Regions from separate parts of the Homo sapiens genome. Here region 2 is linked to region 1. The links are chromatin loops, found by intact Hi-C in ENCODE. Cell type or tissue: heart right ventricle. All regions are shown on one strand. Links, peaks and the distances in the headings refer to the core of each region. The heading gives the core; the rest is flanking DNA.

Evidence for each region. Peaks named below come from ENCODE experiments on the same cell type or tissue, not always from the same donor. Only the 100,000 strongest peaks of a DNase experiment are listed, where the experiment ranks them.
Region 2: it touches region 1 in a loop (2.4-fold over the local background); 6 of 110 quality-filtered maps call a loop at or near these places.

What each region holds. Positions count from the first base shown.
Region 1 is chr7:85,182,513-85,193,219 of GRCh38, reverse strand. SEMA3D (semaphorin 3D) reads left to right here and starts at 6,164. Exons shown (of 19, transcript NM_001384900.1): 1 at 6,164-6,542. RefSeq lists a silencer at 6,293-6,352. In heart right ventricle, for the core only: CTCF peaks have their summits at 6,331 and 7,571; DNase peaks (open chromatin) are centred at 6,299 and 7,529; H3K4me3 peaks cover 2,536 bases; H3K27me3 peaks cover 4,373 bases.
Region 2 is chr7:85,060,566-85,071,272 of GRCh38, reverse strand. SEMA3D (semaphorin 3D) reads left to right here. Exons shown (of 19, transcript NM_001384900.1): 7 at 2,989-3,082; 8 at 5,721-5,849. Among named protein-coding and RNA genes, the nearest start is that of SEMA3D, 120 kb to the left of the region's middle. In heart right ventricle, for the core only: no CTCF peak of the experiment used is centred there; no DNase peak of the experiment used is centred there.

The DNA of each region.
Region 1 (10,707 bases), core at 1,666-9,665:
GTTCCTGTGATTTTTGTCCTGGTAAATTGTGATTCTGTGTCCCCCTGTCTGTCTCTCCCATTTGGTGGACAGAATTTGCCCCATGAGCTTATTTCTCTGAGCGATCCAAGAAGAACTGTTGATTCATCATTTTGTTCAGTTTTTTTACTTCTTGTTGGGATGAAGTGCTGGCCGCTAAGCTCCTTACATGCTGGACTGAAACCCAGAAGTTAACGGCTATGTTATCATCTTTTGTAATTATCTTCTTTTCTTAGAATTGTAAGTTTTAAATGTAGTAAAAGTAGAGATTTTTAAAAATAAATGGGTTATCATAGACTCCTAATGTAGACTTTCTTTTTGACAAACTCAAGAATAAAAGTTGGAAAGTAAAACTTTGCTTGATATAAGGAAAAGTAATTTTATTGAAGTGGCAAATAGAAAAAGAATACAATTTGTTAATGGTATTATGATGACACAATATTATTCACTACATTAAAATGAAATTAAAAGTCCTAAACTCTTTCGTGAATATTATTTCCAAATAATTCTAATGAAAGTACATCAGTGCATCAAAGGTCAAAATGTTCACTATACTAAATAGGCTTAAAGCAACATGATTCTATGTTACTGTGTGCCTTAGAAAAGCAGTAGCTCCGACGTTAAATTGGGCACTTTGAGAAGTTGCATTTATTCTTTCTGATTAGTAAGATAGAATTTGGTCTAGTTCGGTAGTAACTTGCTAAATTAAGGGTGAAGATTAGAAGTGCCCTACTAGCTCACTTAATGAACAAAGGAATTACAGTCAGATGGTAAATATTTTATTTTTAAGTCGCTTAACTTTAAGTTTCATTGTCTGTATAATAATAATACTAAAAATAATAATAGTTATTATTATAGAGTTGAACTAAAAATTTAGCCACCTGGCTTGTTTTAAGCCTTTGACATTCACTTAGTTACTAAGTTACTTAAATGACATTTTGTATGAAAGTCATTTTCTTGATCAGAAACTGTTCCCCACTAAACCCATTTTCATTTTTGTTGTTTTAGAAAAACATGTTGGGCATTTTTTGTAATATTATAAAATTAATTATATCTGCAGCCCACAATATGTAACACACTTTTTACATCCTAATTTCTGAGTAAAGTAGGGCAAAAGGAGATAAAAATATGCAAGAATGAAAATCACTATTATCTTAAATGCTTTATTATACACTTCACTTTTCATAGTGGAAAAATAAACATGTCTTACAGTCAAAGAAATAGTAGAGGCACAAATATAGTAGAAAAGCAAATCATGAATTTTCTCCCATTTGTGGAAACTGATGGTTTAAGTCTATCCAAAACAAACCTCAATATTTAGCAAAGAAACTCTATCTAATGCATTTATTTGGAAGGGATTTTGATAATATCTATATAAATTTATGGGTTATTTTGGAAAATCTTCCTTTTCAGGGATACTGATTTCACTGTGGCTAAGCAGCTGCTTATGACCTTGAACAAAGCAGAAGTGTTGGAATGCCTTCCTGCTGTCTGTATGGACCTGCTCTTGCCAGTTACTGCACAAAGAAATAGTTTAATTCCACTTGGAATACAGGTATGTCTGGGTTTCAGGAAATAATAGAGTACTGTTGATTAATTGTGAACCAGAACAAATAAGCCACAAGAGGGCATATTTTTCTTTATTTCGTCACTCATACACAAATAAGGCTTGCCTCAGCTGGGTATCACAGGAATTCCCTCCTCAACCTCATTTTCTTAGAAGAATACACTGTATCTAAAACATGCTGTAAGGGTAGAATGGTGGTAGTATGAAAGTATTTTTAAAAAGAAAACTTAAAGATGATTTTTTATATTGTGCATAGGAAAGTTGTTTATTTTTCCTTAAAATCCTTCCTTGGGGATTGTTTATTGATATAAGTACATTGTTACAAATCAAACACAAAAAGCCATTTATCTGACTAAATTATCCCAATCTGCAACAACCATATAGACTCCTATATCAGGCGTGGAAAACCGTTCCAAATTCTAGTGAATGTTGGTAGTCAAGAAGGATTTTCTTTTCTGAAGTCTCAGGATTTGGGCCAAAGAGGCTGGACTGTGTTTTTATTTTTATTTTGAAGCACATTCCTGCTGAACTTAATTATTCACCACACCCCAACCCAGCTAAGTAAATATAGCCTTAAGATTCTGGCTTGGACAGTTTTGAAAAATAGCTGATTTTTTTTTCTTTTCTTTTTTTAAGAAAAGTCTCTATAGCAGGGTGAAATATTCTACAGAGGGCATCAAGTCAGAAGTCATAAGGAGCTGAGTGATAACTATGTCTTCCTTGGCCCTGGTTTCCTTGTGTCTAACATGAGGGATAGAAGGTTTTGAGGTGTCTTCTGACTATGAATGTTTATGATTATTTATGATTTTATAAGAGTTTAAAACTTAAAAGTATGAAGCAAAGTTTGGACAGTTTTACATACCAATTAACTAAAGATAAACTGTTTTCTGTCTTTATCTGATGATGAGAAGCAGGGATGCATTTACTTCTGAGAGTTCTATGTATTATAATTAATACAGAAATAAAAGATGAAAGTCAGGTGTGTTTTTTTCCCCACCATTAAACACATCAGATGATTTTATAATGTAAATATCTAATGATCCAGTGATGAGTGTATTGCTACGATCAAATGAAATAGATGGAAAAAAATACCTGGAGTTTATAAGAAGAAAATAGCTAATAGAAGATAAGGGGCTGGGTGAGCTGCTTTAAACTCATGCACTCACTTGTTCCAACTAGATGTAACTTAACATACACGCCGATTTTCTTGGATGAGGATAACAACATTTCTTATCAGTCAGTGCTGATAAGGTGATATATGAGAAAACGTTTATAAGGTGATATTTATTATAAGACAGAGAGGTTTTCTGAATGACTAAGGTATGACTAGTTTTAGAGAAGTAAACATTAAAATGACATGCTTTTTAACACAATTTTTCTTGTTTGCCTCTGTGTATAAACTTTGAGGTCTCCTTCATCAATAATTTTCTTTCAAATTCACCAAATTTTCATTTGATTTGTGAATATAAAACTGTTCAGAGAGAACTAGGATTGTAGATTTTGTTGGTTTTAGTATCTTCTGCTGAGAGGACAGCCAAATCTTCTGCTAGATTTAAGCTCTGGACCCAGTAATTACCTTTCTCCTGTCTTCTGTTCAGAGGTAGCTATATGTGGAATTGGAGAAGCCTACAATATGTCTATTCTACCCTAACCCATCCCTGCTGCCTTCTCCCATGGCTCTCAACATAGATGGATGATTACTGAAATTCTACAATTAGAATTTTATTCTTTGGATTTGTTTGGCATTAAATGTGATCCTTTGAGAAATAGTGTATTTCATATTGCCTAACACATATTACTACCATAAAATGAAAATTACTTACTCATATTATATTTGTGAGCCCAAATAGAGATGGGTGAGGAGTAGTATGTCTCAGAATAGCCTAGATTCTCAAGGCACACAATTTATTTATTCAATAATGTTTCCAAGAACATGAAAGTTATTTGTTTTCTTTCCTTTTTCTTTTTGTTTGTATTTTTCCCCTTGGACTGAAACAGGCATACAAGCAACAATTAGGTGGTTTTAACTGATGATATACACATCGCTTTCAGTGAAATTAAGGCTCACTCGTTAAATCTTGAATAGTCACCCTTGAAGACAAACTAAACTGCACAATACACCTTGTATTTTAGCAAAACTTTTTGTAAAATATACTTTTTTTCCCACTGGGTTTTATTTTAAGAATTTAGATAGGGTATTAGCCCTATAGGACAGAATACCAAATTGCTTTTGATGAAAGTAGATCTCAAACTCTTAGAAAGGGTTGTTAAAACTATCTTGGTGGGACCCTATACAGTTATTAGAAATTCAGAAATAAATCCAGTGACTGAATATTAACATTATTTCTACTGTTTTTATTAACTCGTTTAACACACAAATATTTGTTAAGCACCTAACACATTCAAGACATTCAGGGAAGCAGCCTGAAGATTACGGAGCCATGGACACAGCTGAGGCCATTCATCACATTGGGCAACATATTAACAGTTGATTCCATCTGCTTTGTGCTCAGAGTCATTAAAAGGAAGGAAAGCACAGAATTCACGTTCCAGATGTTGTTTTCTCATGATATGTTCAGGATACTCTGGTAAATTCTGTCTAAATTTGAAGTCTGAGCATCTCAAACTAAATCAGTACAATACAATGTCACAGGCATTGTATTAGAGGCTGAAGAAACAAAGACACAAAACAGCCAACACTTTTGTATGGGATGCAGACACATGCATAACTAATTATAATATAAAGTGAAAAGAGCTTATTATAGTAGTGAAATCAAAGTGCTTTGGGAAAACAGGAGGGAGTGATTAATTCTGTAAGGGCTTTATGGAAAGTATTGAATGGTAGCAAAGGAAGGTGTCATTTGGTTTAAGCATATTAAGCTACAACTTAAAAGAGAAAGGAGGAAAATGGGAAATCCAAAGTTAACCACAATTCTAGTTAAACACAAAATTCTGGCCAATAAACTGACAAAATTATTTAAAAGTTTAAAAATAGAGATTTTCTAAAAATCAAAAACTACTTACTATAAACCCACCATATACGGGAGAAAAAAAGAGATATTTTATTTGCACAATGACATTGCAATTTGCATGGAAGTGCAATGACATATACAAATGAAAATAATATAAACACATAGAAACATACAATAAACAATTGCATGACTATGTACAGAATGAGTGGTATAACATTAAATATAAAGCATTCAGAAAAAAAATAAAAGTTGCTATAGTTTGAAATAGTCTACGAGGATTTAAAATTTTTTTCTCTATCCAAAGAGGGTATTTATGGGGTTGATTGGTTGTGAGTCCAAACCAAGGTTATAGAGATGGGGCAGCATGAGACACAAGAAAGAGCCTTGGTCAGATTTGAGAAACCTGAGCCTTTCCTTAGCCTGACTCTGCCATCAACCATTTATAACTTAAAATGACTCCTTTAGCTTCTGTGGCCCTCAGCCCTCTGCCACAGATAAAAGGTCAAATGAAGAATGTCTTCCACCCCTTTCAGTTATTCCATTACTGCATTTGTCTGTTCACCATCTCCAAATCAAGATATCTCTTGTTACTTGCTAAGGAAGCTTTGGGACCCTACACCTTGTGCTCTTAAATCAAGCTGACAAATGCAGGATCCCGTGGCTGCTTGCTTTCCATGTCTCTACCTCATGTCAGATTTATGTTTGGGACTAAGGGCAAGGTGTGTGACTATAAACCTGGATATCCCATCACAAAGGATTTACCATGCAGCTAAAAATGCCTAACGTACAGGGCTCACCAAATGCACAGGCCTTTTTAATGTCCCTGACGGTGGCCTCATGAACTCTCATTGTCATATATTTTTGCAGAATCTGTAGAAGTGAGATATTTCTGCATTACTTTTGCTTAAAGAGGATCCTCTATTCCAATTGCATAGGATCCAGGTTCATCAAAACTTAGATCTTCTCGTCATTATATACTTCTAAGTTCCTACTGTGTGAATAAGGGGTGCAAAAATCTAAAAAACTCCCGAAGACAAGGATATGAGGCACACCTCTTTGTAGGTCTGGCGTAAGGGAAAGAGGAAGAAAGGATTACATTCTACTCGTTTTTATCTCTCCCTGTTTGGTCTTAATCGGGTGCCAGCCCCTTAACGGAGGGTTGATCCCTGTTCCTCATCCCTATGCCTGCCTTGTCAAGGCCATTAACCGTGGATTGAGGTTTTACATAGTGGAACGCAGGTACTGTTTTGTGGGATTAGCATTTTTAGGACGGTGTTTGTGGTCACTCTCCCTGTTTCTTCCTCATGGGGTCCCTTAACAGGTTTTATGGTATAGAGAAGGAACTAAAGAAGTCCCCAAGTCACCCAGAAGGAAGATCAGACGTTAGAGGTTGCTTTACACATAGGGTGCCCTGTCCTGATAAACATCCGTCAGCGCTTGGCCAGGGCTACCTCTAAATCCACGCTGCTGGCAGCCTCCGCGCAGCAGGGATGAACTTCTGCACGCTTGGGAGTTCTGGCGTGCGCAGTGGAAGGAGGGGGCGAGGGCTGGGGGAGGAGATCGGAAGGGGAAAGGTAATCCCCGGCGTTTTCAGCATCCTCTTTTTAGAAAGACTGAGTCTCTCCCAGGACAGCTGCTGCGGTCACACCACAAACTTAAAAGCCGCCCTCCTGTTTGGAGCGTGCCTTTCCTCGCCACCCTCTCCTCCCCAAAGCTCCAGCTGGTGCCTTGCTCTCCGCCTGTCCTAGCGCGGCTCTCGGGGGAGGCAGCAGCGCCCCCTGCCTCCCGGCCTGGCCCCTGCGGCCGCAGCTTCCCGGCTCTGCCAGGGCTGCCGGCGGCTCCGCTTGCTCAGCCAGGGCTGCGGCTCAGAGGAACGCGCGCCGGTGCCCCGGGTTGCCGCGCCGCTGGACCTCAGCCTGCATCCCGTTCCCCTCTCCCTGAAAAGGCACCAGGAAAAGAGAGAGGGAGAGAAGAGTTCACAGCAGGTAAGTCTGGTTTGGGTCACCTGCTACTCCAGTGGGAGGGTGTGCTGGAGACCGCGGTGCTAAGCGGGGATAGCCGGGATTTGGGGGTGGCTGTGGGTCCGAAGTGGAGGACGAGCATGGTTTGGGAGATAAGGAACCGTCCTGAGACAGAGAAGGCTCCCGGGAGCGGACAGAGAGTGGGCGAAATCGGTGCGCAGTAATCGCGGCGCCAGCTTCAGCGCGGCCCCTGGGGCGCAGTCCCACCCCGCCTCAGCAGCTGCGGAGCCTTCTGACGAGCCTCCGCCTGGCAGCACTGCACAAAGTTTTCCTCCTGAGACGCGTCCAGGAACTTTGCTCTCTCCCTGGCTTCCTGGTTCCCCCACCACCCCTCCTGGTCTGGGCAGCAGAGAGCGTCTATGAATGTGTCCCCGGCTTCCGCAGGCTGCAGGTTCATTTGGAGACGCTTTAGTCGGGAACATCCGGGGAGTACTTGACCAAAGGGCATCTGCGCCCTCGCTCGCTCCTTTCCTTGTTGGTCTGGGAGAAGGGAAAGGGGCAAGGAAGAAGGAAGGGAAGCGTGGTGGTTTTTGTTGTAGCGTTTTGGAAGAGGAATGGGCGACGCCTTTTTCTTCGCCGGGGAATCGCGACGTTCCGTCTGATGGAAGTGTGCATCCTTTTAGATTTAGAGGGAAAGTTGGAGTCAAACAGCAGCCACAAAGCTGGCTGTCTGAAATGTGGTTAAGGCAAAACACTCGGGGGATCTCTTTGTAGTAGTGGGCTTGGCTCGCTTTGGAAAGGCCGGATTTGACTCGTGCTGGGCATTTAACCAGGAGTGCGGTCCCCAGGGTGTTTCCTCCCGGCTTCTGCCCAACGAGCCTGGAGTTAATGCGTTAATGGGCTACCCTGGTAGCGCACGGGCCGTTTTCGGCACTGTTTCTCCTTCTCTGATGACTCGAGTTCAACCTCCTGGGCTGAGTTGCTTTGCCTCCGTCACAGTGCAAGGAGGGAAGTTGACAGGAGGAGGAGACGCCGCGCTGTGGCAGGGAGCTTTGGGATCCAGGGGACTGGAAGAGAGCCGCGCGCCAGCAGCTGGGGCCGCTGGTGTCCGGGATTCCGAGTTATGGGGACAGGAGTTAAATAGCCGAACTTTCAGCGATTTCGCCTCGAGCGAAGCGGTAATAAAAGGCAAGCTTCTGTGCGTGGACTCTTATTTCATCACCAAAACCCCACCACTTTCCGTTTAGCTTAGTGCTATTTGCACAAGCAAAAGAAGAGGGGAGAAGACCTAAACTTTCCGGTTTAGCCTAAAAAGGGTTCTCCTGCATGTGTGCGCTAGCGGGGGATGGCGGGGTGGGGGCGCGCAGAGACGAGGGGGAGGATCTCCTAACAGAGAGGGAAGGGTTGAGGCGGAGGTAGAGGAGAGGTCTGAGACATCTCCTGGGTCTGGTGCTGCTGCTATTGTGTAACCATGGCAACCGCGGGGGCAGGGGTGGTCAGAGCCTTCCCAGTTCTGCACGTGGAAAGAAAAATGTGAAGGGCAGAGAAGGGAGAGAGCCACATGTCATCACTCCAGTGATGCCTTGCCTTCTCCTTTTTGTTCTCCTTTTCCTTCTCCTTTTCCTTCTCCTTTTCCTTCTTCTCTGAGGCCAGATAGCAAGGAGGATGAGCAAGAAGACACACATGTCATCACTCCAATGATGCCCTCCCTTCTCCTTTTCCTTCTCCGAGGCCAGACAGCAAGGAGGATGAGCAAGAAGATCGGGGTTGGGAGTGATCAGCCCCAGCTGGCCACTGCTTTAACCCAGTCGGGTCTTAGAGTCTCTGAGACTCGCCCCAGCGGATAAGACGGGTCAGGGGTGCCATCGCTGACAGGCGCAAAGTGATGGCCCTGGTCAGGGAGATGGGCAATGACCTTGGCTCTTGGAAGGGAAAGGCCAGGAAATACAGGAAGGTGATGTGGGACGAGATAAGAGTAGGGTCAAGGGCTGACAGACAGTAAAACAGTACTGATTCGAATTGCCAAAATTTCCAATGGAATTTGCCCAATTGTGAAATGGAAAGTTCCTAGAGAAGGGAAGAAACATTTATCAAACACCTATTGTGTTTCAGGTGCTGTGAACTTTATCACAATTAATATCCTCAACAATATGATACAAGTGTCATTATTCTCTTATTCTTTTCTTTTTGAACAGAAAAGAAAAAAAAAACAAAGACATAAAGATTTATAAATGGGTATTGTCCCATTTTGGCTTTTATGTTCTTAATGAAGAACCGTAATTCTTAAAAAAAAATTGTATTGCTGGGGGAATAAGCTAGGTAGTTATTATTTTAGAGATGATAATAAATGAGATGCAAAAATGTTGCTTGATGTGCCCAAATATAAGCTAGTAAGGGCACGAACTGAGATACGAACTGTTTTACCTGGGTGTGGGTCTCCTTTCAGAAACTTCAAGAAAGTTGTCATGACCCCACTTAATGGGAGGGCTTTCTAAGGTCAGTTATGATGCTGTATCTGTATCTGTTATCATTTACATGTGGAGAACACTCAAAATTTTAAATGCAATTCATGGTTGAGAATGAGAATGAACCACATCAAATCGATAAGCCCAGAATCGTATGTATGTGATATTAATGATCTATTCATACCTACAGGTTTCATTTTCCTTTGTAGGAATTATTAGTTTCTTTAACAATGTCCGTAAAGGAAAAAAAAAAGAAAAAGAATTTATCAAACAGAAATCCCATGGTTGTATTAAGAACATTTCCTGAGATTAGTTAGGTTTTCCTCAGTCTACTTATTGTCCTCATGACCTGAATACCTAAAAATTTACTTCGTATTTCAGTACCATTGGTTCACTTTTGTAGTTCACTCTGGTTACTTTCCTGTTGATGTTCTGAGATGGGAGGTTAAGAAAAAGTATCTGGCAATGTAAAATGTTTTGGAATTATCGGGAAACTATCATCAACACTAGCAGAAACTAACGATAAAAGATAGAAAAGTAATTGCTGTGGCTTTCTTTTGCCTTTCACCAGAATTGCCTTCATAGGTAAGTCTTTACTAATGATTTGCTTTATATTTTGCAGAGGAAAAATACACAAAGAAAAACTGAATTTGTAATCTCTCTTTTATGTGTGGGGAAGACTAGTAAGCGTGGGAATGGGAATTATTTTTGGTGGCAGGGAAGGTCAGGAATATGAACAACTAGAAAGGCAGAGGAAGCATATCTTCTACTGTTTCCGACAGGCTAACAGACCGGACTTCAGGTTTGAACTTGAGTCACCAAGCTGATTTACTCTCACATATTTTTCTTTTCCAAAACTAAAAAGGATATTGCTTGGGGTTGAAGTTAAATTAATTCAAGAAGTTTCATAGTCTCCAGTTATTCTTCATACTGTGCTCTCAATCCATTGCATGGATATTTGTTAACTATCAAAAGGGTTATCATAAACCAGAGGTGTCTCTGAAGATAACTTCGGGGGTTGGCAAGCATCTCTGTGTCTCAGTGTCTGTTTACTGTGTTAACAAAGCTACTGGGCTAACTCATTACTATTTTTATTATGCCTGTGTAATATCAAATTCTCAATCTCAAGGGGAAGACATTCTGACTGGTGCTAGTTTAATGAATATTATGTCTTCGGGTTGTTTGTTATAACTTCATTATTTTGGAAAAGCAAATGTTGACTCTGAACTTTGCTGTTCTGTCTGGGCGGTTCAATACATTGCTGACACATGTTCCTTCAGAATCATCCTTGTCAATTAATAAATAATTTTCTTCATGAACAAGAGTAGCCATAGGCTTGTTTTGAAAAGTTATTATTATTCTTCCTCTAAACATCTGGAGTGGTACAGAGTACTTAAGTAAAGTAGCATTTCAACACTCCATAACATAATCCTTGAAAGGAGAAACAAATATTCACATTTGTGGAATAAGTCATAATAACAATAATAATAATGATGATTTACTATGGGCAATAACATTGATCACATTCCTTCCCACCTCAAAATGTGGTTTTAAAGCAATTCCCTTTCTCCAGGAAACATGGCCAAAATCCTTTTTAATTTTTATACATTTGCCATACCTGTCAAGCTAATAGTCTATTTTCAAACATTTGTATTCTTTACTTTTTCTGTTGTTATGATCTCTTACTAGGTAATAAGAATCTTGAGGGTAGGAATTTGTCTTCC
Region 2 (10,707 bases), core at 1,899-9,898, 120 kb after region 1:
ATCCATCATTCTTTGTTGGTGGTGTAATGTTCTCTTGTCTAACTCTGATGAAGGGTAATATATAACATTAGCTCATAGCATAGGGTGTAATTATCTGATATAGCCCCACAGTTTGAGTGTGTTTTGAGGCCTAAGGATAAAGGCCAAACTCGCAACCTGCTGAGGGGGGCAAATAGTGTTTTATAGCTCCTTAAAAGTCACAAGTGCTGGCCGGACGCAGTGGCTCACACTTTGGGAGGCTGAGGTGGGCAGATCACCAGAGCTCAGCAGTTCCAAACCAGCCTTGCCAACATGGTGAAACCCCGTCTTTTCTAATAATACAAATGTAGCCGAGCGTGGTGGCATGCGCCTGTAATCCCAGCTACTCTGAAGGCTGAGGCAAGAAAATTGTTTGAACTCGGGAGGCGGAGGTTGCAGTGAGCCAAGCTTGTGCCACTGCACTCCAGCCTGGGCGACAGAGCAAGACTGTCTCCAAACAACAACAAAAAAAAGTCACAAGTGCTGAAAGGGAATTTAGATTTAGATGGAGCTAATTAGCAACTTGGGACTGTCAAGAAGCCCTGGGGCAGTCAAATTTACAAGTTCCATGAATAAGAGAATTATGGGTAAACAGGGGCATTGAACCTTGAGTTTTTAGCTGGTCTGGCGTACAGGTAATTGTATGGCAGCCCTGCTTGAAAATTGTTAACTTTTTTAATGAATCATTAGTCCCAAGAAATCATTGTACTTCTAGAGGGAGTTTAGAAGGACCTTCCATTTTCAAATAAATAAGGCTCCTCCTAAGGTGGCTGGGAAGAGGGAATAGCAATACACAAAAGGAGCGGAAAAAGGTATACTTCAGGGACTGCTATGCAGTGTGGCTGGGGCAATGGGAAGAAACAGGGAAAGCTAAGATGAATCCCAGATTCCTGACTTTGCCAGTGAGTTGAAGAGTGGTGTTATTTATTGAGGTGAGAGTAGTAGCAAGTTTGAGGGAAATATGGTGAGTTAGTTTTGCACATTCTGCATTTGTGGCATGTTCAGTAGGTCATGCCAAGTGGGCAACTGGAGCTGGAATTTAGGAAGGAAGTCAGTGCTGCTGTCAACAACTTCTAATAGTAAGTTGAGGACAGATGGCCATAGTTTGAAATATGGTTCCAGTCATTTACTAACTCCATGGCTGTATGCATACTGTATAAACTTTCTATGCTTCTGCTTATTCAGTAAAATAATGATAATAGTAACTATTTCACAGAGTTATTTTGAGAATAAAATGAGAAAATGATTGTATACTATTTGGCATAGCACTTGCTTCATTCTAGTCACTTAACATTCATCCATTTCTAGATAACAGAAACACAGAAAGGTAAAGAGGCATGGATGTACACAATATGTATATTTTACATATTTCTATAAAATAATATTTGTATCCCACAGTGCTGGGAAAACTTGAAAGCTGTTTAATGCTTGGCTTGGTATCATTTCCTCTGGGACCTCCCCTGTGCTGCTGCAGATCGTATCTTTAAATAGGCGTGATATTAACAATAATGTTGCTGAGTTGTGATAAATAAATGTTTTCTTACTAGCATTCCTACCTACTTGTATCATCTTTACTTCTCTGCCCATATTTCCATCTGTGTAGCTCAGACAGGTGCTTTTTGCATAATTAATCAAGAATAAGGAACTTCATAGAAGCAATCTTATAAAGTTGAAGTCTCAAAATACAGAGCACCATTAATTCAGTCAGTTTATTTCAGGAAGCACATGGAATCATCCATTATTTTTTATATTATTTTCTTGTATGAGTCCTTGACTGGCTCAAGGAAACTTGCTTTCTTGTTATCTCCTATTTCCAGTAGATTATAAAGGTACCATTATTATTTGTATTAAAGTGTGTTTACTTAAAATTATGAACCATAAATTTTTAACCAGGCTATTTAAATTGCTATTAGTGTTTAGTATTTTTTTAAATGAGGCAATAGTTACTATTGGTCTTGTTCAAAAGAAAAACAAAGATCTGAAGTGCAACATAACACATAATTTTCTCTGTCCCTTTTGCTTTATTGCTTGTGTTCTACATAAGTTGCACTGAATGGTCCTTTTTTATTACATGTGTGTTCTGATATAACTTCATAGATACATCACCTAGACAGAATGTCTGAAGTGCAGGATTTCTCTAACTAGTGCATACACAGAGTGAGTCATCATCCTTTCTGCTGGATGGTAGTGTTGTCATTGTTATGAAACACTCAATCTCATGGGGCCATATTCATTATACATTCATATTTTTTCTTGGAAAGTTCAACTTAAGATGTTATTTATTTTCCCAAATACTAAAAGTCTGCCAATGTCATTCTGTCTGTGGTCACTATTATAAAAATAGATGTTTCAGCCAAAATAACTATGTGGTTTAATGTGTACAGTGTTTTCGTCATAGTGAAATACTACAACAGGATTTTTTTGTTACCCAGATGTATCAACAACTTGAAAATGAACTGCCCGCCTTAGAACACTTTTATGTTACTATAATTTTAAAAACTATTACAGGGTTTAAGTCATTTGACATAGTTGAAGATGCTTAGTTATATAAATTGTAATCATTATCCTGAAAGTATGATTATTATAGCAAATCTATTTCTTAAAAGATGAAGTTGGTTTTATTAGGCTCAATAAGTTAGTCATGAAAGCTCAAGAAATATGTGTTCTTAGTGGTGATTTCGATATTGATAATTGTGGAGACTAAATGTATTGATGAGTACATTACTACTTCCATTTGAAAAATTCACTCAGTATTATATTGCCACTTTGGGCCAAGGGAGACCAAAACATGGTTATTAAGTCTTGCCAGATATATTTGCTAAAAAGTTAAGGAGTTCAGCATTATGCACATGCTATATGCTCAATTAGTTTTATCAAATTCATGAGTTGGAATTTAGTTTGTATCTCCCACATTCTTACTGTTTGTAATATTTTTAAAAAGTTCACTAGTGTTAATATTTCTCATAACAGGATATTATATTCAAACTAGACACACATAATTTGGAGTCTGGCAGACTGAAATGTCCTTTCGATCCTCAGCAGCCTTTTGCTTCAGTAATGACAGGTAAGATCAATGACAGGCAGTTCTTATCCTTAAATGGTTTTCTAAGAGTTATTTTTTGACTGAACCGCATTTTCCTATTGAGTTAAAGGTAATTTTTTACTAATCTTCCACAAGCGATTTGTTTCCATTATTTTAGTGCCAAATTTGTCTGTACTGAGCATCCTTCTCACTAAAGGAAGGCCACAGCAATCCATGGTGTCTGCACAGTTACTTTTTAAATTAACTTCTGATTGAATATTTATAATGTCAAAGAACAGATAATTACTTGTTTTATAATTTTATATTTAGATGTCTGGGGATTTTCTTATGTTGTAATATCTCCCTATCTGACTTATTATAGAAATTAAATTTGGCAATTCCATATGTGGGTAAATTAAACCAAATTAATCAAGCTATAGAATACAGATAATAGAATGTTATAACATCTTCCTTTGCAATTTCACTATAACCTGATTATATCAGTGGAAACATGAAATTTATGCTAGCATAGCTAGTCTTCTCTCACTTTGTATACATCTTAAATTCTCTTATGAGACAACTATCTTGTTCAAAGAAGCAATACTGTGTGGTCTGAAGTCTGTTCCAAGGAATGTCAGCAAGACTTCTGAATTTCAACCATTATAAGGACTCCTTTTGTCTTGGTTTGGTCATGACTTCAGTCTCTTTCTATTTAACTTGTCTGTCAAATGTTTGAATAGACGATAAGAGTGAAGCACCATGACATTTTAATTTTCACTTAGTGAGAACTAGTGATTTTGCTTTGAAGTGACAGCATGTGTGTATTTGTGTTTTTTGAAAATTATGTGACTAATGATCAGTCATTATTCTCAGAAAATGAGATAGATGGTTTGTGATTCTGCTCTGTGAAATGGAGTTGGCATACCCTTAATAAAAAAACAAAACAAAACAATAGATTGGCGGCAGTTGTTACTCTCCTGATGAATCTCCAAGTAATTTTAGGGACAAGGAAGAAGTTCGAAAGCCTGGATATTCAGATCTAATTTTTGTGTTGAAATATATTTTTTCCTAACAAAACATTCAAATACTTGCAATTTTATAGGTTTCAAAGTGACAGTTCACTTCTTTTACCAAACTTTTTAATAATGTCTTTGTTGTTATTATTTTATTCTTTTTAAAAAATATGCCCACAATGAAATATTGCCATTTATCTGATACATTGTAGGGAAATACTCTAAGAGGATGGAAGCAGTACCTTATCTATGTCTACTTTACATAGCTGGAGTTCTCTCTCTCTCTCTCTCTCTCTCTCTCTCTCTGTGTGTGTGTGTGTGTGTGTGAGCGCACATTTCCTTTAGAAGTTAGCTATTCTCATTCTTAAGGTTGAATTATCCCTGATCGTTCATTGAAAGCTTATTTAGATGGATATAAACAGGGACTACAGAAAGTATCTTAATCCCTTCTTATACAAGGCAGAATTTTAAAGATATGTTTCTGAGCAAAAATAAATTTCAGTGATAAAACAATGTATTTGTTCTCATATTTAGGCATTTATAAAGTCTAAATGCTCTGTAGGGATTTGCCATTTTTTACATTGTTCTATTAAATGTAAAGCAAAGTGGTTGACTAAGAAGTTTCTTGAAATAGTAGAGGTTTAGCTCTCAAAGAGACAACATATTCTCCTGCAGGAACAGCCTTCTTCCTGCCCCTCCGCCCCACCCCTTCCCAACACCCTGACTAACATTAGGGAACATGGATCCCTGCTGCCTTCTTCTCCTTCCCTTATGTTTTTCTCACTCCCCTTCTTTCCATCCTCTTCCTCTCTCTAATCTGCCTTTTCTCTTTTCTCTTTGTCCTCCCCTTCTCCTGCCTCCTCTTTTCCCCCTCTTCCTCTTACTTCCCTTCTTCCTCCTTCTCACCATCCCTTCTCTCCTCCTCCCTTTCCTTCTCCTGTCTTCTTTGTTCTTCTCTCCTTTCTCTCTCTTTTTCTCCTTGACATTCCCCTTCTCTCTTTTGCTCCTTTCTGTCTCTGGTGAAACAGAACATGTACTTTACACAAATAGCAGAACAAAGAAGTTTGGTATGCAGTAATGGCAACATCTTTCCCCTTTCAAGAATTCCTGTTTATCAGAACTATTAGAGACATGATTAGCTACAAGGAATGCAACATGTTATAATTACAAAGAATGACTTCAGTGCTGAAAGCTCCCTTTCACCAGAGGTTAGGCAAAGAAAATTTGTGGTCATTGAGGTTGTGTCAGTTAAGTAAATACTAATCACACAATCCATTCCTCATTATGGCATTTAGCTTTTCATATTTTTTGTGTCTTATTCTAAAGAGGAACTCTTAATTATGACATTTATTTGAATTATTTGTGGGGAGAAGAGAAAGAGGAAACACTTATTATTTATTCAAAAGGGAAGCTAATGCATGTGCAATTATTAATTCAGAGAATTTGGCCTGTTTATATTCAAGTATTCAGCATCAGCTTACCAAAGTAAATTGAGTTATCTTTTCTTCAACTGAGATAAATTTTCAAAATCTGTGAAATTTATGAAACAATACATTCTGATATTAAGAAACAAACATCTTTGGTGTCATGCTGTGAAATTTGTACATGTTAAATAGCATCTACTGCTGTACTCTTAAAAGTTCTGTGTACTTTTTTCTCCCTCTCAGATGAGTACCTCTACTCTGGAACAGCTTCTGATTTCCTTGGCAAAGATACTGCATTCACTCGATCCCTTGGGCCTACTCATGACCACCACTACATCAGAACTGACATTTCAGAGCACTACTGGCTCAATGGTTTGTGATTTTTTTTTGTTTACTTTTGATTGTCTTGCTTTGGTTTAAGATAGATAAGAAGTGTATTATTATTCATTCAAATGTGTTTTGGAATAATTAATTTAGCTCAACATTATAAAATACATTTGAAATAATTCCCCACTAAGAAAATCTCCAAAACCTTTTGTTTATATAGTAATACATAATATTTATTGAGTGTCTGCTATTCCTCAACACTCTTCTGTGCTCTAATTAATATTTTAAATATTCACAATGACATCTGGGATATATCATTATTTTATTCTTTAATACGCATAAACTATTATGCTATAAAAATACTGAAGTACAGAGAAATAATTTGGTCAAGGTCTTATAACTTGTCAGATGCAGAGTGAGAATTCAAGCAGGCAATCTTACTCTTGCAGTCTGTGTAAAGACCAAGGCATGTACTGTCTGTTAGCCCAATGAACTCGGGTTAGATTGTAATGGTAACTTCTGTTGCTTAAAAATAATATACACTTGGGTTAAGACATTTCTCTTCAAAATTTTAAGCATATTAATATTGACATAATTTTGTCTGATTACTATTTTAAGAATCATACAATATTTTGAGTTTCAAATTTTTTAAAAAACATAAGAATATTATAAATGAGTTTATTTAATTAATCCAAGGAACACTACAAGGCACCTAACTCCACCCCACTCCCCACCACCGCCTTACAACAGATCAAATTTTATCATGATTCTCTAACATGTGATTTTATTCCATTGCATGGCAGAATGACATAACACTGTAATTTAAGCAGGCAGGCATTTTTCATTCCCATAATAAATATTGGGCCTTAGTGAAGGAGGCGAGGGTAGAGATTTCCTAGGGTCTATCTCTCTATCTCTCAGTGCCTTTTAAGCAGTGACAACATAAACAAAAGGAAAAACACTTTGAAAACATTTCTTTAGTCAAAAACTCCAGATCTATTTGTTTATACAACAATGTGATTCTCATCAGCCAAAAAAAGTACCCTTAATAGGTAGTCTTAAAAGGGAAAACAAATATAGAATATCCATGACTACGTGATTACCCATTAATTTCTTAACACACATGCAAAGCAAAGCTATCTTTTTGTGCATTGTCAGATTTTTGTGGAATTATTTGGTTTGAGAGTAACTTCTTAAATGTCACCTATAGAATAGCTTAGATACCTATTTGAGTAAAAAGATATTTTTATGGCTTAAAATGAAGTATAAGATTGTATCTCTGTCTTGGGATGGCAAATATCATGTTTCTCCTCTTCTAAAAGACAGTAGTATTTTTTCCATTACTGTAACATATTCATTAATAAGTCAGCAGCATTGTCAATACAATAAATGTAGGAAATATGCATTCAATTATTATTTGCCTAGATATGCTATTTTTAGTACTGTATGAAGAAGATTAGAGATTAGGAAGCCTTTGAATTGGTTTAACAATTTCCTTAATAAACAACTTCTGAGACCCTATTGCCTACTGGGTGCTATTCTACCCTTGTGGCCTGCATAGATAGATAGGGGAGGGTCACCGACCTCAGGGATGATGAACGCCTTGCTCAGCCTGAAGCATAAAGCGGGAGTAGGAGACAAGGCTACAAAGCTGTAAATATTATCTTGAAACCATGATGGCTTACTTTTTAATCAAGGAGTCAGAATTTTGTTTTTCTAAAGGTAACTTACAAAAACAATAGCATGTTTTTTAATAGCATGAATGGAAGACTAAAGAAGGACGAGGACAGAGAGACAAGAGGCCACTGCATGAAAATAGGGAAATGAGAAAGGGACAGCAACAAAAGTAGTGGAAGTATATGAGAATATACTGCAAAGAATATTTGAGAGAGAATATACTGTTTTGTAAATAGAAGAATCCAAGGACATGAGACAGAGCTCAAGAGATTTGTATGCTGGGAAAACTTTGCAATTAAAGAAGCCAGTAGAATAAAATAAATTGAAGGTAGGAGAAAAGACAAATGGTAGAGGAAGTCTCAATTGACTGACTTCAAGCAAATAATTATGATGCAGAAAAACTGACTTTTATGGTTCTAGGAGATTCAAGGCAGACTGCTTAGCAGTTAAAAGCCAGGGTGATAATATGACCTACTTTGCCCAGGACATTTTCAGTTTGCTCCTGTTCTTTTACTCTTAAAAGTGTCCCTGTTTAGACTAAAATTGATTCTGTGGAACTTATTTATTTGTGCTTAATTCCTGAATGGTGACTTTGGTCAAACTTTAATGTCCATTCAAATTCTTTGTCTGTAAATATGGAATCTATTAACAATAGAATCTATTCACAGGGCGTTATAAGGATAAAATTAAATCATATCGGGAAGTCTATTAGAAGACAATTTTAAGAGCTGAATTAGCATCAATATCATCATGATCATTATTAGGTATCATGTGGTACCATGAAGGTAGCAGTGGGAGGTAGAAGTGAGGCTAAAACCTGAATGCTGTGTGATTCTCTACTATCTCTTTAGCATTTTGTATTATTGACTGCCTTTTCATTCTCTCCCTCTACACTTCATAATTCTGTGAGCTCATCCATCCGAATAGTTTCAACTGTTTCCTGTGTTCCAGTGTTTCCTAAAATTGTATTTCCAACCTTTTCCTGTAACTAAGTGGCCTCAAAAATAATTTATTTGGATGACTTCCATTTTTATTCTAGATTAAAAGAAAAAAGATTATTGTTTTATATAAAAATCAAGATATGTAAGCCTTAGTTTTGATTGTGCTGTTAAATTGCTTTAAGGTTGTTACAAGTGGTTTAATGACCCTTTGTTTTAATTGGATTTAAAGTCTAAAATCTTGTGAATGTTATAGATCTTGTTTCTTCTTTCAAACCTGTCCTTCAATATCCATTTTCTGATTTTTATCTATTTTAACTTTCCTAACTTCATCCACCCAGTTACCTTGGAGTTATCTTTGATTCCTTCCTCTTCTTCCTCTCCTTTATCTAATCTATTTCTAAGAGCTTTTACTTCCTTGAAAATATCTGTTGACCTTGTTCTTTCTATGGTTACCATTTTCCTATAGGTCTTCATTACCTCATCTCTGGTTTATTGCCACCATTTTATTGTTTACTAACTGATCTCCCCATCTCTCATCTCTTCCCATTCAAAATTATTTTATATAATATCCATGCTAGTCCTATCTTTGGCACTTTTAAAGTGCTATTTTATTGACTGTTATAAACCTGAGAGAATTACTATTTACATTTTACATTTGATGATATATTTGATGTCAGATAATAGTTCATAGTTAAACAGCTAGCGGAGGTGAGATTGAAGCTCGAATATGTGTATCTCGCCCCTGATATTGTATCATTTCCATTGTATAATACAGTTCATCGGCTCAAAATCTGCTCTTTTGATGGCATGTCCCCTGCTCTTTGCAGCCTCACTACAAACTGGGACATATGGACATGCCATGTAGGGCAACAGCAAATCAAGGATGTGGGTCTGGTAGCAGGAAGCAGGGACAGATAGAGAAGATGGAGTTCCGCAAGCAATGAGGGAGACCTAGGCAGTCTGGCTGGAGCCAGGGAAAGCAGGGAAAGTGCAAGCAGCCATTCAGATATTTGCTGAGGGAAAGGCAGGCCAGAGCTAGAAGAGCACAATGCTTCAGGAGATTCAGTCATTCAGGAGTTCCCCAGTCCACAGAAACTAGGGCAGAGTAAGGGGAGAAATTGTAGAAATGATGATATTCTTATAATGAAGAGGGATCTGATGGACTAAGACAAAATATTGGCTTGCTCAGAGAACATTTCTGTCCTTTATGAGAAATGGGCGATTTTCCAGATACAGTCAGCCTATGGTCCAAAGTCAATGGAGTCATCTGTCTGGAGTCAGGAGTGGGAGGGGAGAGAATACAGATGAACTGCGACAAGTGAGTATTTAACTGTTAAGATGCAGATTCTAAAGAGTTATCATTTTTCATATGATGCTACATGAATCTTTTATAAATCCATTTTTATCACCGAAGCACTTAGGGGGTTTAAAATTCTTGATACAGGTGTGCATGGCATATTATGTTCTGTGCCCCACTTGGCATTAACCAGAGTGAGATCAGCTAACCACTTAACAGTGCAAGGATCCTTCTCAGAATTTTTCTAGGACTGTTTAATCCAGTTTAGACTTAAAAAGTAGGAATCCTGATTCCTTCCTTAAGATACTAATCCATCTAGCAAATACCTTACGAGGAGGATACAAAATGGCAAAGATGAAATTTTTTCATCTTTGAGGCAGTTTTCATTTGAAGTTGTAAAAAGTGTTTTTTTTACAGTATTTTTATGGGCATTTCTAAATGAAGTCTTTGATGGTTCCACACTTTGATTTATCAACTTAATCTTAAAACATATAGGAAATAGGAATATAGATGCAAACTAGGGTGTTTACTCAAATGCAGTTGAGCTTTTGTTACAATTTTAGGATAAAACTAAGAAGTGTGACCACTTGGAAGATGAAAGCGAACAATAACGCCTCAGATGCATGCAGATGTTTTTGTTTTCTTTCTTGGAATAGATGAGAACTTTTGTTTTAAATTTTCTTTTCTAACATATGGAGACAGTTTTCATTTGAAGTTTCTCTTGGGATGATCTGTTGTCTGTAAACTCTCCTTCCACATGAAAGGAGAACATCAAAAAATGATAATAGGAAAATGAGACTATAAGAAGTAATAAAAGGAAGTTAGGAACTTACTATCTATTAAATAATGCTAGTGTGCTCATCTGGGTGAAAAGAGTTTCATAGGGAGAAAGGGAAGTAGTGTGTGCTGCAGGCCACATGAGTTTATGCCATGTTCTTTTGGCAGTGCCTCTTGGTGTCATGCTAGAAGTTCATCTGAAAATGCATGA